Regions from separate parts of the Homo sapiens genome. Here region 2 is linked to region 1. A link is a loop called in an ENCODE intact Hi-C map of the cell type or tissue named here. Cell type or tissue: PC-9. All regions are shown on one strand.

Region 1 (8,000 bases):
GCAGTGGTTCATGCCTGTAATCCAGCACTTTGGGAGGCTAAGATGAGTGGATTGCTTGAGCCTAGGAGTTCGAGACCAGCCTAGGCAACATGGAGAAACCCCGTCTCTATCAGAAATACAAAATTTAGCCGAGTGTGGTGGCACATGCCTGTGGCCCCAGCCACTCTGAACGCTGAGATGGGAAGGTCACTTGAGCCCAGGACCCCACCACTGCACTCCAGCCTGGATGACAGAGTGAGACCTTGTCTCAAACAAAACAAAACAAAAATGAAATGTTCTAGTTTTGGTTCCTTTTGCAGAGTGAAATGCCTCCCAGGAAAAAAATACATATGTATTTTTTTGCGACAGGGTCGTGCTCTTGTCTCCCAGACTGGACTGCAGTGGCACAATCATAGCTCACTGCAGCTTTGACCTCCCAGACCCAAGTGATCCTCCCACCTCAGCCTCCCTCAGAGCTGGGACTACAGGCGTGCACCACCACGCCTGGTTAATTGTTTTTTTTTAATTTATCTTTTGTAGAGATGGGATCTCACTATGTTGCTCAGGCTGATCTCGAGCTCCTGGGCTCAAGTGATCCTCCCACCTCAGCCTCCCAAAGTGCTGGGATTACAGGTGTGAGCCACCACACTTGGCCAGTATATCCTCAGTATGAAGATATTTTTATCTTCCTGTGTTCTCTGGCTTCAGAGTTTCACCTGCCCACACAGGGTCCGTTGCTGGCAACTGGACTTCCCCATAAGCCTTGGGTATCCTGTGATGGGCTGTGTCTCCCTGAAGATTGTCTGGCTTGCCCACTTCTCCGTGCATGACTCTGGGTGTGAGTCTGTCTAGGAACAGGAGGGAAAGTTGGACTCAGACAGAAATCAGATGCTTCCATGTATTCAGGGCGCGCATTGTGAGCAGTGGAGTATGAGCCTTGAGGGCCTCATGGTTGCAGGGCAGGCTTCCCTGCAGATGGGTGGCAGCCCCTGGTAGAATGCTGGATTTCTCTGGAATCTAGAAGTGCCATATTTTAGTGGAAAGGCATCAGGGCTGTTTGACAGTGTGCGTCTTTCCAATCCCATGTTCCTCCATTCGTGTGTCTGTTATAAAACTGAGTGAAGGCTGCTATGACCTGTGTTCACTCTGGTTACAGGGAGGTGCAAACCATTCTGTCTCCCAGCCTTTCTTCTCTCTTTGTGTGCTCCCAGCACTTCCTTCTTTTCTAACATGGCCTGGAGAGAGTCTCTCTCTCCTTGTCTCTGTCTCTTAATAATAGTTTTTAACGTGGACATCTCTTCCTTGGTACAGTGGTTTTTAAATACTGAGAAGAACCAAGTCAGGTTTTTTAAAGCAGACTAAAAGCATGAAATTGCTTTCAGAAGAATGTATATCATCGGGAAAAGTTCGGGGGCAGAGTGGGGGAATCAGGCTTTATTCAAAAGAAACAGTTGAAAACATGGGACTTTTTCTACCCAATGCCCATTTCACGACTCCTCTGAGACTAATTGGGAAACGGGGAAATTCTTGGAATTTTTTTTTTAAGAAACTTTTTTGTGTTTTTTTTAATTTTAGGTCACTTATTAGTGAAACCTCATTTTAGATCTGACATTGGTAGATAGATGGATTTAGGCAAATATGATGCGTTTGTGGGGAATCCACGTGGTTGACGTTAGAACCTCCCTTCTGCAGACTGTTGCCTGTCATCTAAGCGAATTGGAAATGCTGAGCTTCCATAAGTCAGCTGAGTTTTAAAGGTAAACGTTATGGCTGAAATAGTAAAGCACCTGACCACAAAACCTCTTGTAAAAACAGCCCTGAGTAGGTATTTCCAGGGCTCCACAAAGTTGCTTATGGGAATCCTGAGCTGCTTTTCACCATCTCAAGAAGCCTAAGAAGTTATATATTTAATCAGGTAGACAAAACAGTTCAAAGCATAAGGTCCATGGTGGTGGAAAATGGATGCAAGTGATTCTAAGTTTGTGGATTTGTGGATAGCAGAGGGATCGGGACCTCTTGGAGGAACCCTGGGTACCAAGCTCCCAGGCCCTTCCTCTATCATGGATGCTGGGTGACTTTGGGAAGTCACCACCTCTTCCCAAGCCTGTTTCCCATATCACAGATGTGGGGCCATGGCCTCGATGATGGTCTCCACAGGTCTTTCCACCTCTGTGAGTCCAAGTCAGGTCAATCAGCAAGGACCCATCTCTGCCCTGGGTCAGCTCCTCAGAACCAACCCCCAGCATCTCTAAAGCAAAAGCCTCACCTCAAGGGCTGCTCAGAAGAGAGCACCTTCAGCATGAGTTGTTGCTGGAAGATCTAATAAGCTGTGTTTCCTGGGAAGTGGTGCTTTACTTAGCCCTGTGGACAACTTCTCTATGCATCTGTGTGAGCAGATGATCATTGTATTACCTTTTATCGGTAGTAAGCTTGGAAAAATAATTTAAGAATACAATGGAGAAATGTAAATAAGTATCTATGTAAATTTGTTTAAAATAAACTGAATGTATTTAATGGTCCATTTATATGTTCTTTTATGTAACATGTAGTTTAATAAAGTTCCTGTTTATGAGAGTCATGTTTCATCTCAGCTTCTTCCATGGATGTGTCTGTGTGATCTTGCTGGGAGAGTATTCAATTTCCTGCCCAGAGAGAAGCAGAGATCCAGGAGGCTAGGGAGGGTTGGGATACAGCTGACTTGTCCTCCAAAGGCTCAAGAGCCTAAATGAGGCTGTTGGCTGTGTGTCTTCTTGATAGCACAGAACCTGCTCATAATTGAGGGCTTAGGGAGTGGGCCTTGCCCCAGGCCGTGGGGATGTAACCCCGCCTCTGACACGCAGGCTGTCGATGAAGTGCGCAGCTCACGTTATTCCATGCTGAGCTGAGTTTTTTGTCATCTCCGTGGGCCTGGCAAGTCTAAATGGTGTCCTGGGTGTCCTGCATTTTGGTTCAGGACACCATTAGGAAATCACAACTCACCTCATGGCTGACTCAGGAATGAGCAGAGAGGAGGGAGAGATGGCTTGATATGACCGGCATTGTGCATATTTGAAAAGGAGTGGCGATTGTGCCTCAGATACACCTCATACCTCGGATTATGTCATGTTTCAGTCCTAGCTACTTGCCTGCTTTATCTGAAGTGGGCTAGAGGAACATCCCTGGGTCAGAATCAGCAGATGAGAGTAAATTATGTTCTTGTTGGGAGTTGCTGCTTGCTCCCTGAACATGTGGAAGTTGGTCTTGTCTGTGTTATAAGCAGTTTGGGACACCAGACTCCTCCCTAAACCTTCAGTCCTGCTGCTCAAGGGATTACTGACATGTACTGCCCCCGTCCCCCCACCAAGAAAGCTTTTTATTTTTCTAATGGGTCTCAAGTAATCTTCCATTTCTCCTTCCCTTTTATTTTATGGCTTTCATAAAGAATCTGTGGCTTCATCCTCCTAAAGAAATTCATTAAATTAAAGGGGCCACCATCTCCTAATTGTTCATTCAAGACTGCATATTTATGTGTTAGGGTGAGGGACCCCAGAAGACTTTGGAAGAACTATTAATCCACCTTCGGGGGTGTGTACATTTGTGAATTTCTGCCTCTAAGGGTGCAGTATCCTTTCCCTAGCTCCCCCCGTATGGCAATGATGACATTTTGCAATTTTACAGAATTTTCCATTGAAACTTAAACTTAATTCATCATTATATTTTTGCTGCATGCTCCAACCCTGTCAGAAAAATAGAAGAGAGAATTTTTTTGGTGCGTGTCCCCAAACACATATAATCATCAAATGTATAAACCAAATTTGAATAAAGGACATTGCATCTGATCACTCATTAAGTGCTGCTTAAAATTATTTGGGCTGTGAGCACAAACAAACTGGGGCACCGGGGTCTCTGCAAAATCACCCTGCTCAGCATCTGTGGGGAAAGAATGCATAGCTCAGGCCGAATCTGCGGCAGGGTGGAAAACACAACCCAGAGCACCCGCTCCTCAGGGCTTTTCGTCCACTAATATCTCCCGGTTTGGATGTCCCACAGCTCACTGGATCTCCTAAGTGAAGACAAGAGTAACGTGGTAGTTGAAGAAAACGGCTTTTCTGTCTGCTGGGCCAGAGCTCTGCAATGGGGCTTTTGGCTTCCTGATTGGTAGGTAGGACAATTGGACTGGCCGCAAGCAGCATTCATAGTTGTTCATTCACAGACCCTTTACCAAGGGCCCACCAGAAGCCTGACATCCCTGACTATGAGCTGTGGAGGGAGGCACCTGGGCGTTTCAGGGAGGATGCCTATTCCAGGTTCTCACTGATGGAGTCGTGCCAGGCTCCTGGAGTCAGGTCCTGGGCTTTCCCCTGCCCCCGTCAGAAACACACTAAAGGGCTGAGTCATGCAGGCAGTCCCCAGCTCACAAGCAGAGGATGTTCCCCAAGTTTGCTTGCGGTGAGATTTGAGGATTTCAGAATGCCCTTTCCCAGAGCAACCATGTCATGCATTATGGGTATGTTTTCAGGATAGCACATTAGAAAACTATTTAACCTGTCCGCTGTGGTCTGAATGTTTGCTCCCCCTCAAATTCCTGTGTTGAAATCCTAACCCCCAAGGAGGTAGGATTAGGAGGTGGGGCTTTTGGGGAGTGATTAGGTCATGACCTGGAGCCCTCATGAATGGGATTAATGCCCTTATAAAGAAGGCCCGAGGACGCGCAAGCATCCCTTCCACCATGTGAGGACACAGCAAGAAGTGACCGTCCGTGAACGGGTTCTCACCAAACATTGGGTTTGTCAGTGCTCTGATCTTAAACTTCCCAGCCTCTAGAACTGTGAAAAATACATTTCTGTTGTTTGTAAGACCTTAGGTCTATGGTATTCTGTTATAGCAGCCCAGGCGGCCTAAGACGCCAGGTGTGGGTAGATTACACCACAGGAATTTCTACAGAAGAGAAGCTCACTTACAGCAGTGTTCCTGAAGGAAAAGGTCAGGAGTGCCGGGAATGTTTCTCTTCTACCTCCTGCCATCAAGTGGAGGTGAAGGCACTGCAGCTTCAGGGCACTGGTGACCGGAGGAGTGGTGTCCACTCTCCACTGCTGGAGAAGAAAAGATCTCTCTGCTCTTGAGGTGGGGCTGAATGCAGAGGCAGACACAGGGGTTTCCATCTCCCAGGACAACTCCAGGAAACATGGGTCATTTCTATAACTGCAATTGCCTTTTGGCTGTTCTTCCTAACAGAGAGCACACTGGGCCAACAGAAGGGTGCACATCCTCTGCCTTCATTTTCTGGGAGGGAGGCTGGATTCAGCCTAGCCTGCTAGACAACTAATGAGAAGGTGGCAGAGGCTGTGGGGAGGCCACCTGTGTGGCCAGGGCCGTGGACCCATGAGCCAAGGCTAGCTGGTAGCTGGGGAAGTGAGCCACCTTGGTGAGAGCTGGGATGTTCACTGCAGGTGGTGAGCTTTCCTCGGTGCTCCTGACTTGACAGTGTTGGAGCATCCAGTGGCACTCACAGCATGGAGTGCTCCTGCGCACAGCAGAATTACTTGGGGGTGGTGATTCCTAGTCCCACCCCAGACTCACAAGCCAGAATCTTTCTGATGGGCCCCCAGATTTTCACTTTAGCAATTTTCCACTGATTCATTTTCCCTTCTGCTGTTGAGACCCACTAAGCTGGAGAGAGGCAAGAAGGCAGACTGGTAAGAATTCCACGATTCCCATGCAGGCTAATGAGCTGTTCTCCATGCTGGACCCCTCTTAGAGCCTCTGTCCAGGCAATGTAGGTGTGTTTCACTCTGAGCAAGCAAGACAGAAGCATTTACTCTGAGCTCAGCATCCGATTAAGAGGAGAGCTGCCTCAAAGGAGTCTGGGGAGCTGGTCTAACTTAGATCTTAAAACATAAAGACTTGCAGTCATATGCATGGCCACCGAGAGTCTGGAGCTCTCAGTCACACAACATTAGAGCTTCCATAACAATGGCTCCTGGGGGAACATTGGAAGTGACACTTCACTAGCATCTTGCCATAGCTGCCCTTTGGACAGATTATAATTTAGTGTATGTGAAGCATTTTACTAACAAGTGCTGAACAATGCCACACCCCTGTCTGAGTACCCCAGTAAGAATTTTTTCAGCAAAGCTATTCTTTGGAACCCTGTTCCCTGGACTTCATGGGTGTTGGAGCTTTCCACAGCCTTCACGAGGATCACTTCAACTTGGGCCTTGGGAGCCCCATCTAGCAGCTTTGGTTCCTTCCCTCTTGCTCTGTGCTGGGGCCAGGCAGGCCGGCCGGCATCTGCCCTGACCTCACCGGTCAGGAAGGGGGTGGGATGCAGCTCTCCAGGGTGCTGACTCAGAATGCAGGCAGAAGAAGGGATGCGGCAAGACAGGCTCCCACCCTATTTTAGGATGTGGAAACCCTCCCCGGAAGAAGGACTGAGCCTGATTCTTTCCAAAGTGGCCAGCATAGAATAATTGACCATTTTCCCACTCCCGTGCTGTCAATGGCTGCTCATCAGTCTGACAAGGTTGTTGGAAGAATCTGGACAGTCTTGCTACGTTCAGGGACGGTCTTGCTAGCCTAGGCAAGTGCTGAAGAAGGGTTTGAGCTATATTTGAATGAAAACGATAGTTCAGCCAGGCTCAGTGGTACACGCCTGTAATCCTAGCTACTTGGAGCCCAGGAGTCTGAGACCAGCCTGGGAAACCTAGTGAGACCCCATCTAAAAAAAAAAAAAAGAAAAAAAAGAAAATGATGATTCAGCTTTGGAAGCTGCCTCAGCAGAAAGAACAGTGCCTCCATTCAGCTATGGCTGAGTGGAGCCGTCAGCTTCCCATTGGCTTTATTTCCTTCTTTCCCAAGGCACAAGAGGTTCCCACCAGCTGATTCATCCCCAGGGAGGAGAGGGAAGAGGTGGGCTCCCTGCAGGGCAGGCTTCTTCACCACTGCTGAGAGACAGAGGCAGCAGAACAGCTTCCCCACCCCCACAGGGCCTCCTACTCCCAAGTTCAAGATCGACTCCAATACAATAGAACTGGAGTCACTAGATAAGCAGCGGGGTAAAGTGTCTAATTGTTCTCAGCTCTTTCTCAAGCCCCTGCTTTTCTCAACCAGCTCACAATGGGTTGAACTCTGGCTGGAGCTTGTCTTCCAAGAAGCTCGTGGCTTTGCACACAGTTACTCACCACATTCCTGCTGTCCTAGTGACCAAGCAGGAGGTGAAACGTCATTCCCATTTGTCAAATATCATTCCCACTTGTCAAACATCATTCCCACTTGTCAGGGAGGAATTCCTTCCAGGAGTTGTGAAGGGGGAACTTGTGAACCAGTGGTTCCGTGTGGCTAGCATTGGCAATGTTCCTGGAACGATAGCACCAGAATGAGGCCCACCTGGTCACTGGACACTGTCCTCAGCCCTGGAACCTCCCTTTCAGGAGGAACCTTGATGAGCTGGAGTAAGACGAGGAGAATGACCAGGCAGTCAGAGTGTGGGCACCATGCTTCACGGTGAGCAACTGAGGCTGCCAAGACCATTTAAGCTTAAAAAAGGCTAATAAGAACCTAGTGGTGTTATTAATCTTATTCTGTGTTGTTCCAAAACACAACAGAGATAAATCCTCAGGGTCAGGATGAGTTCATGCCAAAGCTGCACATCTACCTACCTCCCTGGGCTGGAGGCCTCAAAGCCCCTTCCACTGGGATACTTGAACTTGTGAAATGACTGCCCCAAACTCAGTTGCTGGGCTGATCAAGTAGGCCCTGAAGGCCACTTGTCCCTCATGGGGGTCACCTCCTGGGAAGGCCAGCTGCACCTTAGCATGCCATGAGAAGAGGCTTCCTGGTTATCATCATCATCATCATCATCATCACATCAAAAGTGTTTTGTTTTGTTTTGTTTTGTTTTTGAGACAGTGTCTCACTCTGTCTCCCAGGCTGGAGTGCAGTGGCACAATATTGGCTCACTGCAGCCTCCGCCTCCCAGGTTCAAGTGATTCTCCTGCCTCAGCCTCCTGAGTAGCTGGGATTACAGGCACCCGCCACCAAGC
Region 2 (8,000 bases), 140 kb after region 1:
TTACATCCGTATGGAGGAGCTGACCAACACTAGAGCTTCTAAGTCTCAGTAGCAGTTCCCTAGGGCCGCTGAAACAAATTGCTTCAAATCGGTGGCTTAGCATAACAGAAATTGATTATCTCACAGATCTAGAGGCTGGAAATCCAAAATCAAGGCATGGACAGGGCCACAGTGCCTCTGGAGGCTTTGGGCGAACTCTTCCTGGCCTCTTCCAGCTTCTGGTGGTTCCTTGGCCTGTGACTGTGTAACTCCAATCTCTTCACTTGGTCTTCTCCTGTGTCTGTGTGTCTGTCTCCCCTTCTTTCTATTACAAGGACACTTACTGGATTTAGGGCCCACATGGCTAATCCAGGATGATCTCATCCATTGATCTTTAATTGAATTATATCTGCCAAGACTCTTTTTCCAAATAAAATTATAGTCACAGGGTCGCAAGTTCCAGGACACTGACATATCTTTTTGGAGCCCACCATTCAACTGAACTCAGTGCCTTATCCTGTTTCCCACCTGAGCCACTCTAGTCTCATGGTCACACCGTAGACCTTGTCATAACAAGCATCTCAGCCACCTTTAAATTATCGATCTCAGACATCCTCCCAGCTCTCTTGTGCTCTAGGACTCTAGCCCAAGGGCTCTCATTCACTGACGTCCCTGCCTGTGCGTTTTCTGTCATTCCTTCCCTCATTGTTGCCCTCCTTACTCAGCTCAGACTGCAAGTTGCCTCATTACAACCTCTCCCTGGCAGAATTCCTCAACCCCTTGCTTCTCTCTTCTCTAAGTCATACTTATCCTGCAAAACCTCAACCTTGGCTGATTCTAGTATTGACTTGGATGCACAGCTGACCACAACAGGAAAAGTCACACTGTCGGGCTGACTGGTTTCACTTTAAGTTCATGGCCACAAACCTCTAATGGGCACTGCTTAGCTACTCTGTCCATTTCCATTGTGAGTTGACTTTCCCCGGCAGCATCTCTCTCTTCACATCTCCCATGGTGAATGCATGACCTGCCCCACATGGAGCTGAGTAAATACACATATCAGAGGGGAGCGCAATTCTCTTCTCATCTCCAAATGCACAGGTAGACTCACAGCTACATCTGTCTTGTCACACCCCAAGCACCCTGCTCCCCGACCTGAACTCACTCCAGCACAGGCGCTCTTGAGAGAGGCAGCCTTGCCCAGGCCACTTGGTGCTCTGTGGCTCACACCCAAACGATGCCTGGCATGGGAAGCTCTTGGTGTTGGTTGAATGAAGGAGGACTTCCTTCCTCCAGTTATCTCCTCCTGCACCCTCGATCTTCTCTCCACTGAATCATTTCCACTCACACACAAAGACGTGCTGGAATCTCTCATTAGAAGAAGTCTTTCTGTGGCTCGACAGACTCTCAGTGTTCCCTCCCTTTCCCCATCCTGTTTCATAGCAAAACTTCTCCCACAAGCGGTCTGCACACTAACATCTTGGCTTCACCCATCCTTCCTTCTGCTTCTTCACCTACTCTTCAGTCTCCTCCAGTCTGGCTTCTGGCTTCTCCACTCCCCCGAAACTCCTTTTGTCAAGGGTGTCAGTGACCTCTGTGTCAAGGGCATCGATAAGCTCCATGCTGTCAAACCCAACTTTGTCTATTATAAAAACACCTAGAAGAAAGAAATTGACAGAGGAGAAGGCTGTAAGGTGAAACACAACTGCCCACCCCCTCTTCTTAGACCCCTCTCCTCTCTCATTGCCCATGATACAGCAAATAGATTTTTCTCTTATCCCACCAGACACTTCTAATCAACCTTCCTCACTAGGTCGCCCTCTCCCTGACCTCTAGATACAACCTCTTATTCTTCTCTGTCGATGTATTTTTCATTCTTAGCTTTAAACACCATCCATTTGCTGATGAATTCCAAATTTATTTTTTCATTTGAATCTAGACTCTTAAGCCCTCCGTATCCTTCCTTGGTGACTTCTTTAGGTATTTCAGGGGCATCTGAAATTTAACATTTCCTAAATGTCACCCTTGATCTCCCCAACCCCCTCCCCACCACCCAACTGGTTCCCTCCATCGGTCCTCAGAAAATGGTGCCACCATCTCACTTGCAGTCATGCCCAACAGCTAGCATAGTCCTTGTGGGAGTGTCTCTGGAGATAAAGTCATAGACCGGGAAATGCTGTGCCAAAAGGCGTGTGCCACTTCTTAAAAGTATAGAGAGCTCTGATGCCCATTCACCACAATAACAAACGAGGCTTTGAAGCTCCTGACGTTATCGTCTCTGAAACTGTGAGGATTTTTTTTTAACTGGGTAGTTTGCTTTGCCTGGAACTCTTCCCTCCTCTGAGGCGTTGGTGAGTCAGCTGGGGCTCGTAGATATAAGCAATGGACACCAAGCTCTGGGTGTTACAAGTAGAAAAAATGGACTGAAAGAGTACTGGGTAGCTCACAGGGCCACTGGGAAGACTGAAAAACTGCGGGACTAAAGGGAGCCCTGAGGTCAGCCCCAACCAAAACCATACCCTAGAACCTGTGCACACCAGACTCTGGACGTCATCACTGCCTGCTGCCATCGTTGTCACTGCCTGAAAAACAGCCTCCTCCTCTCATCCCTGACTCTGCTTCACTAGGGTCGGTGCCTGTGCCCTGGCTTCCCAGGAGGGGGAAAGGCAATGGGCCATTTTGACTGCACCCTTAAGACTTATCAGGTGTCACTCTGGGTGGCTGCAGAGGTGACGGCCGCCCATGGTGCTCATCCTGAGGGTCCGCAGCTCTCATTGCTGTTCAGCAAGACAACACTGGACCTGTTGGCTGTTACAGACTCTGGGGCTTTGGGAAGGGAACGTGAATGGAGCAGGGGAGGGAGGCAGGGTGGCACAATGTTTAATTATGCCATTCCAAAGTTCTGGCCACCAGTCTGTCCTGTCTGTCTGTCCTGCTAGCAAGTTCTGCATGTGGCATGTCAGCGGCCATCTTCATGTTCCTGCTGGGCCTCTTCTTTGATGTCATAACTATGAATATGTTGCCCACATTTTGTCCCCTTTTTATAGAAAGGCTCCAAGCACTTTGCAAACATTAGTAAGTGATTAGTCATCAGTACACAGTTGTTAATAAATCAGGGACTTTCTCAGCTGGATTCCTCCTGTTTTTCTCCCTCTGCCCATCAAGATGGGAGGTGGGGTGGTAGGGGGGAGAAAGACTGGACTCCTTTTTCTTAAGCACTGCCTTACCATTTCTCTACCAACCCTGGCACTTGCAGTGGAAACTTGCCGCTTCCGTTTTTAGCCACAGAGGTAATCTACTTTCATTTTGGCGACTAGGCTGGTATTTTTTTCCACGAAGCTGGGTGATGAGCCTTGCCCTGGTTTCTGAGGTTTCATGTTCACCAGCAGTAAGCCAGGCCTCCTTTTTCCCCTGGTTTCTTTTCTTTTCTTTTTTTTTTTAAAGAAGAGGAAACCAAGGCAAGTATTTAGTGAAGGTGGCCAAGACGCTGGAGCTGCTGTTCTCAGAGCGCAGTCTGCAGGCCAGCACATTAGCAACATCTGAAGTGCACATTAAAATAACTCCATCGCCACCTCCCAAATCAGCCCACCTCCCCCACTTCCCTCCACCCCACCTCCATCCACCCCACCTCCATCCACCAAATCAGTGTCTTTGGCATTAAAACCAAAGAAATTGCAGTTTTATTAAGTTCGCAGATGACACTCTAATTTAAAAACCACTAGTTCAGAGTAGACGTAGGCATCAGAGCAGTGACATGATTTGAAGCCACAGGCCTCAGTCTATGCACCTGCAAGGTAAGTGATGAGCAAATGAATGCAATAGGCAGCACGTGGACACTTTTGGGGGTGCCTATCCATTATACAAGTTTGTTTTTGTTTTTTTGAGAAAGGGTTTCATTGTGTCACCCAGGATGGAATGCAGTGGCAGGATCTCAGCTCACTGCAACCTCCACCTCCCAGACTCAAGCAATCCTCCCACCTTAGCCTCCTGAGTAGCTGGGACCACAAGTGCATGCCACCACACCCGGCTAATTTTTGTATTTTTTATATAGACAAGGTCTCGCTATGTTGCCCAGGCTGGACTTGAACTCCTGGACTCATGTTATCTGCCTCTCTTGGCCTCCCAAAGTGCTAGGGTTACAGGCATGAGCCACCCCGCCCAGCCTCCATTTCACAAGTATTTGAATGACTGCCTACTATGTGCAAAATATATGCCAGAAAATAATCAGGAAATTTTCCATCTATAAATTGCATTAGATAGATAGATAGACAGATAGATAGATAGATAGATAGATAGATAGATAGATAGATAGATAGATGATAGATAGATAGATGATAGATAGATAGACAGACAGATGATAGATAAACATAAACATTAGCCCTACTGTTTTCTGTCTTCTAAGATAAGGGAGCTGAATAGATGGAGCTGAAGGGTCTTCTAGTTCCAATTTCCTACAATTTATGAAGTGGTTGGAATTAGCCCTGACCACTTCCTAGACACTCTTAAAAAAAAAAAAAAAAAGACTTCAAACACACACAAAAAAGCACTAAAAAACAAAAACAGAAACAAAACACAGATGCCCATGTTTCGACCTCCAACATTGAACACATTTTAACATTTTTCAATCAATCTAAATCTTTATAGATACAGTTGAAGTCCTCACTTTCAACCCATTTATCTCCTTCCCTTCCTTTCTATCCAGAAGTGATGATCCTGAAACTGGTATGTGCCTTTTACCAATGGTTTTATAAATTCAAAATATATACTGTTGTTCAGTGTTTTTATAAACACATATATAGTTTATATATATCCATCATGTGCCTTTTATACCTATTTTGCAGTATTTTCAAATCTATCTATATTGATACATGTACATCTACTTTGTTCATTTGTATGACATTCCAATATATGAATATCACCACGATTTATTTAACCAGTTTCCTACTGATTAGCACTTTCCATTTTCCATGTTTGCTGTTTAGATGACAAATTGCTCTCCCACGTGATGGTGCCATTTATATTCCCGCCAGAGCTCAATGAGGCTCCACATTTACCCACATCCTTGCCAATACTGTGCTTGGTTTTAGGTTTTTAACATTTTTGCCAGTTCGATAGGGATGAAATGCCATCTCATGGTTATGCTGATTTGCGTTTCCTTGATTACTAATGAGGTAGAACATATTTTTCATTTTTTCCTTTTTTTTTTTTTTTTAATTTGAGACAGGGTCTCACTCTGTCCCCCCTGGCTAAAATGCAGTAGTGCTATCTAGGATCACTGCAGCCTCGACTCCCCAAGCTCATGTGATCCTCCTGTCAGAGGCGTTTGAACCAGAGCAACTCTGTCTTGAATAGGAACTGGGTAAAATGAGGCTGAGACCTACTGGGCTGCATTCCCAGAGGGTTAAGGCATATCTAGTCACAGAATGAGATGGGAGGTTGGCACAAGATACAGGTCATAAAGACCTTGCTGATAAAATTTTGCAGTAAAGAAGCCGCCTAAAACCCACCAAAACTAAGATGGCCACGAGAGTGACCTCTGGTCGTCTTCACTGCTACACATTCACCAGCGCCATGACAGTTTACAAATGCCATGGCAATGTCAGGAACTTACCCTATATGGTCTAAAAAGGGGAGGTATGAATAATCCACTCCTTGTTTAGCATATCACCAAGAAATAATCACAAAATGGGCAACCAGCAGCCCTCAGGGCTGCTCTGTCTATGGAGTAGCCATTCTTTGATTCCTTTACTTTACTAATAAACTTGCTTTCACTTTACTCTATGGACTCACCCTGAATTCTTTCTTGCGTGACATCTAGGAACCCTCACTTGGGGTCTGGATCAGGACCCCTTTCCTGTAACTCTCTCATCTCAGCCTCCTGGGCAGCTGAGATTACAGGCACCTGCTACCAGGTCTGGCTATTTTTTGTATTTTTTTAGAGAAGAGGGTCTCACTATGTTGCCCTAGCTGGTTGCAAACTCCTAGGCTCAAACAATCTGCCTGCCTCAGTCTTCAAAAGTGCTGGGATTATAGGTGTGAGCTACTGCACCCTGCGTATTTTTCATTTTTTAATAGCCATACACATTTTCTCTTCTGTTAATCATTAATTTATTTGTTCTTTTTTTTATTGAATTGCAGGATTTAAAATTTTTCTGGAGTCAAATGTTTCACTAGTTACACAAATTGCAAATATCTTCTCCCGGTCTGTAACTTCACCTGTGGAGTTGGGGTGCATCACTCTCCTGGCACGTGCATGTATTGGGTGCATCACTCTCCTGGCACGTGCATGTATTGACCAACCCAGAAACTCTGTGAACCCCTCTATGTAGGGGTTTTTATTGGAGGTTCCACTTATTACATAGACATGATTGATTAAATCATCAGCCACTGGTGATGGACTCAATCTTCAGTCCCTCTCCCCTCCTGTCCAGCTGAAAGTTCCAACCTTCTAATCCTGTGGTTGGTTCCTCTGACACCAGGCCCCATCCAGAAGCTATCTAGGGCCCCAGTGAGAGTCACCTGATCAGCATAATAAGGTGTGGTTGAAAGGGGGCTTATGAGAAGTGACAAAACACACTGCTGTCACCACTAATGCTCAGGGAATTACAGGGGTTTTAGGGGCTCTGAGCCAGGAACCATATTACAAAGACGAAATATGTGTTTGTTATTATATCACAGTGTCACACATCTTATTTCCTTCAAGCTCAGAAATGAATGTTATGAATTCATGTTATCGTTTAACCAGCATTGCTGTGGATTTTTTTATCTGGGAGGTGGCGGTGGTGTACTGGGATTGGCCAGTATCAGTTCACAAGAACCAACTGTTAAATATTTAGGAATGTTGTCAGTGTTCGATGAAAGGGCTGCATTTGCAAAGTGGTCCTCAAATGCTGACGGAGCCAAGAAACCAAAGAACAAGGCAGACAAATTCAGTTTGTTTTATTGGGGAACTTACAGACAGAAGCGTGGGCTTGGGTGGCCACAAGACAGGTGGATTTCCACACTGTTCCTCCCCACACTGAGGGCTTATGTACTATAGGGAAAGGGTATGCGTGCTCCAGTGAGACAATTAAAGGCAATCCTTTGGAACAGGCAAGAATGTTCTGTGCATCACAGCCTATAATTTGTGTGATAACATCAAGGTTGCATGTTCCTATGCTATGGACAGTAAATAAAGTAGGAATCAGGAGTCATTCACAGGACTGGGCTAATCAGAAGTCAAGATGGCAGATTAGCATCCAAGATGGAGTCACTTTTGTCCCCACAAGGAGGCAGTTGCTGAACATAGCCATTATTAAAAATTAAATTGTATAAACTCAAAAATCAATAAATTATCATAATAACAAAGGTAAAAAGAACTCAAAACTTGTCACTCCAAATTTTTGTACTACATTTTTCTGTTCTCTCTGCTCTGAAGGTTATTAGCATGTTCTGTGTCTGTGTGTGTAATGGTGTTCTACTGAGCACCTCTCCCTGACTGGAGTTCACACCGGTAACTTGAAATTGGCCACGATGAGAGTATTTCCTACTAACACAGTGGATCAGGGCTTGATTTGTTGTTTTGGTGATCAACTAGATTAAGGGTCGACAAATTTATTCTGTAAAGAGCCAGATAGTAAATATTTTAGGCTTTGTGGTCCATACAGTTTCTGTTATAACTACTCAACTCTGCCCTTGTAGTGCAAAAGCCGCCACAAACCATTGGTAAATAAATGGGTGCAGCTGTTTGCCAATAAAACTTTATTTGCAAAACAGTCTGTGAGCCTGATTTGGCCCACTGGCCATAGTTTGTCAACCCTGGTCTAGAATTAAGAAAGTGATGAGAAAATGTTAATAATTCAGATTAAAGTTAAAAGTAGGTCATATCTAGTGCTGAAGCTTAAAGAGGTTTCAGCTTAATGAATATAATTTACATAAGCATAAGAAATAGTTTAACAGTAGATCACATATCAGATTTTATAACAATAAACTTATTGGGAAGAGAGTTAACAGATTACGATGCAGCTCTATTTGTCAAATTA

Evidence for each region. A loop is a pair of places that touch in the nucleus more often than their neighbours do. Peaks named below come from ENCODE experiments on the same cell type or tissue, not always from the same donor. Only the 100,000 strongest peaks of a DNase experiment are listed, where the experiment ranks them.
Region 2: a loop joins it to region 1, with 4 times the contacts of the local background. A loop is called at or near these places in 3 of 110 quality-filtered maps.

Annotation. Positions count from the first base shown.
Region 1 is chr4:152,977,119-152,985,118 of GRCh38, forward strand. FHDC1 (FH2 domain containing 1) reads left to right here. Exons shown (of 12, transcript NM_001371116.1): 12 at 1-2,553. Among named protein-coding and RNA genes, the nearest start is that of FHDC1, 45 kb to the left of the region's middle. In PC-9, no CTCF peak of the experiment used is centred here; DNase peaks (open chromatin) are centred at 4,463 and 7,063; H3K27ac peaks cover 5,223 bases.
Region 2 is chr4:153,112,734-153,120,733 of GRCh38, forward strand. No RefSeq gene overlaps it. Among named protein-coding and RNA genes, the nearest start is that of TRIM2, 88 kb to the right of the region's middle. RefSeq lists an enhancer at 1-37. In PC-9, no CTCF peak of the experiment used is centred here; a DNase peak (open chromatin) is centred at 3,038; H3K4me3 peaks cover 495 bases; H3K27ac peaks cover 990 bases.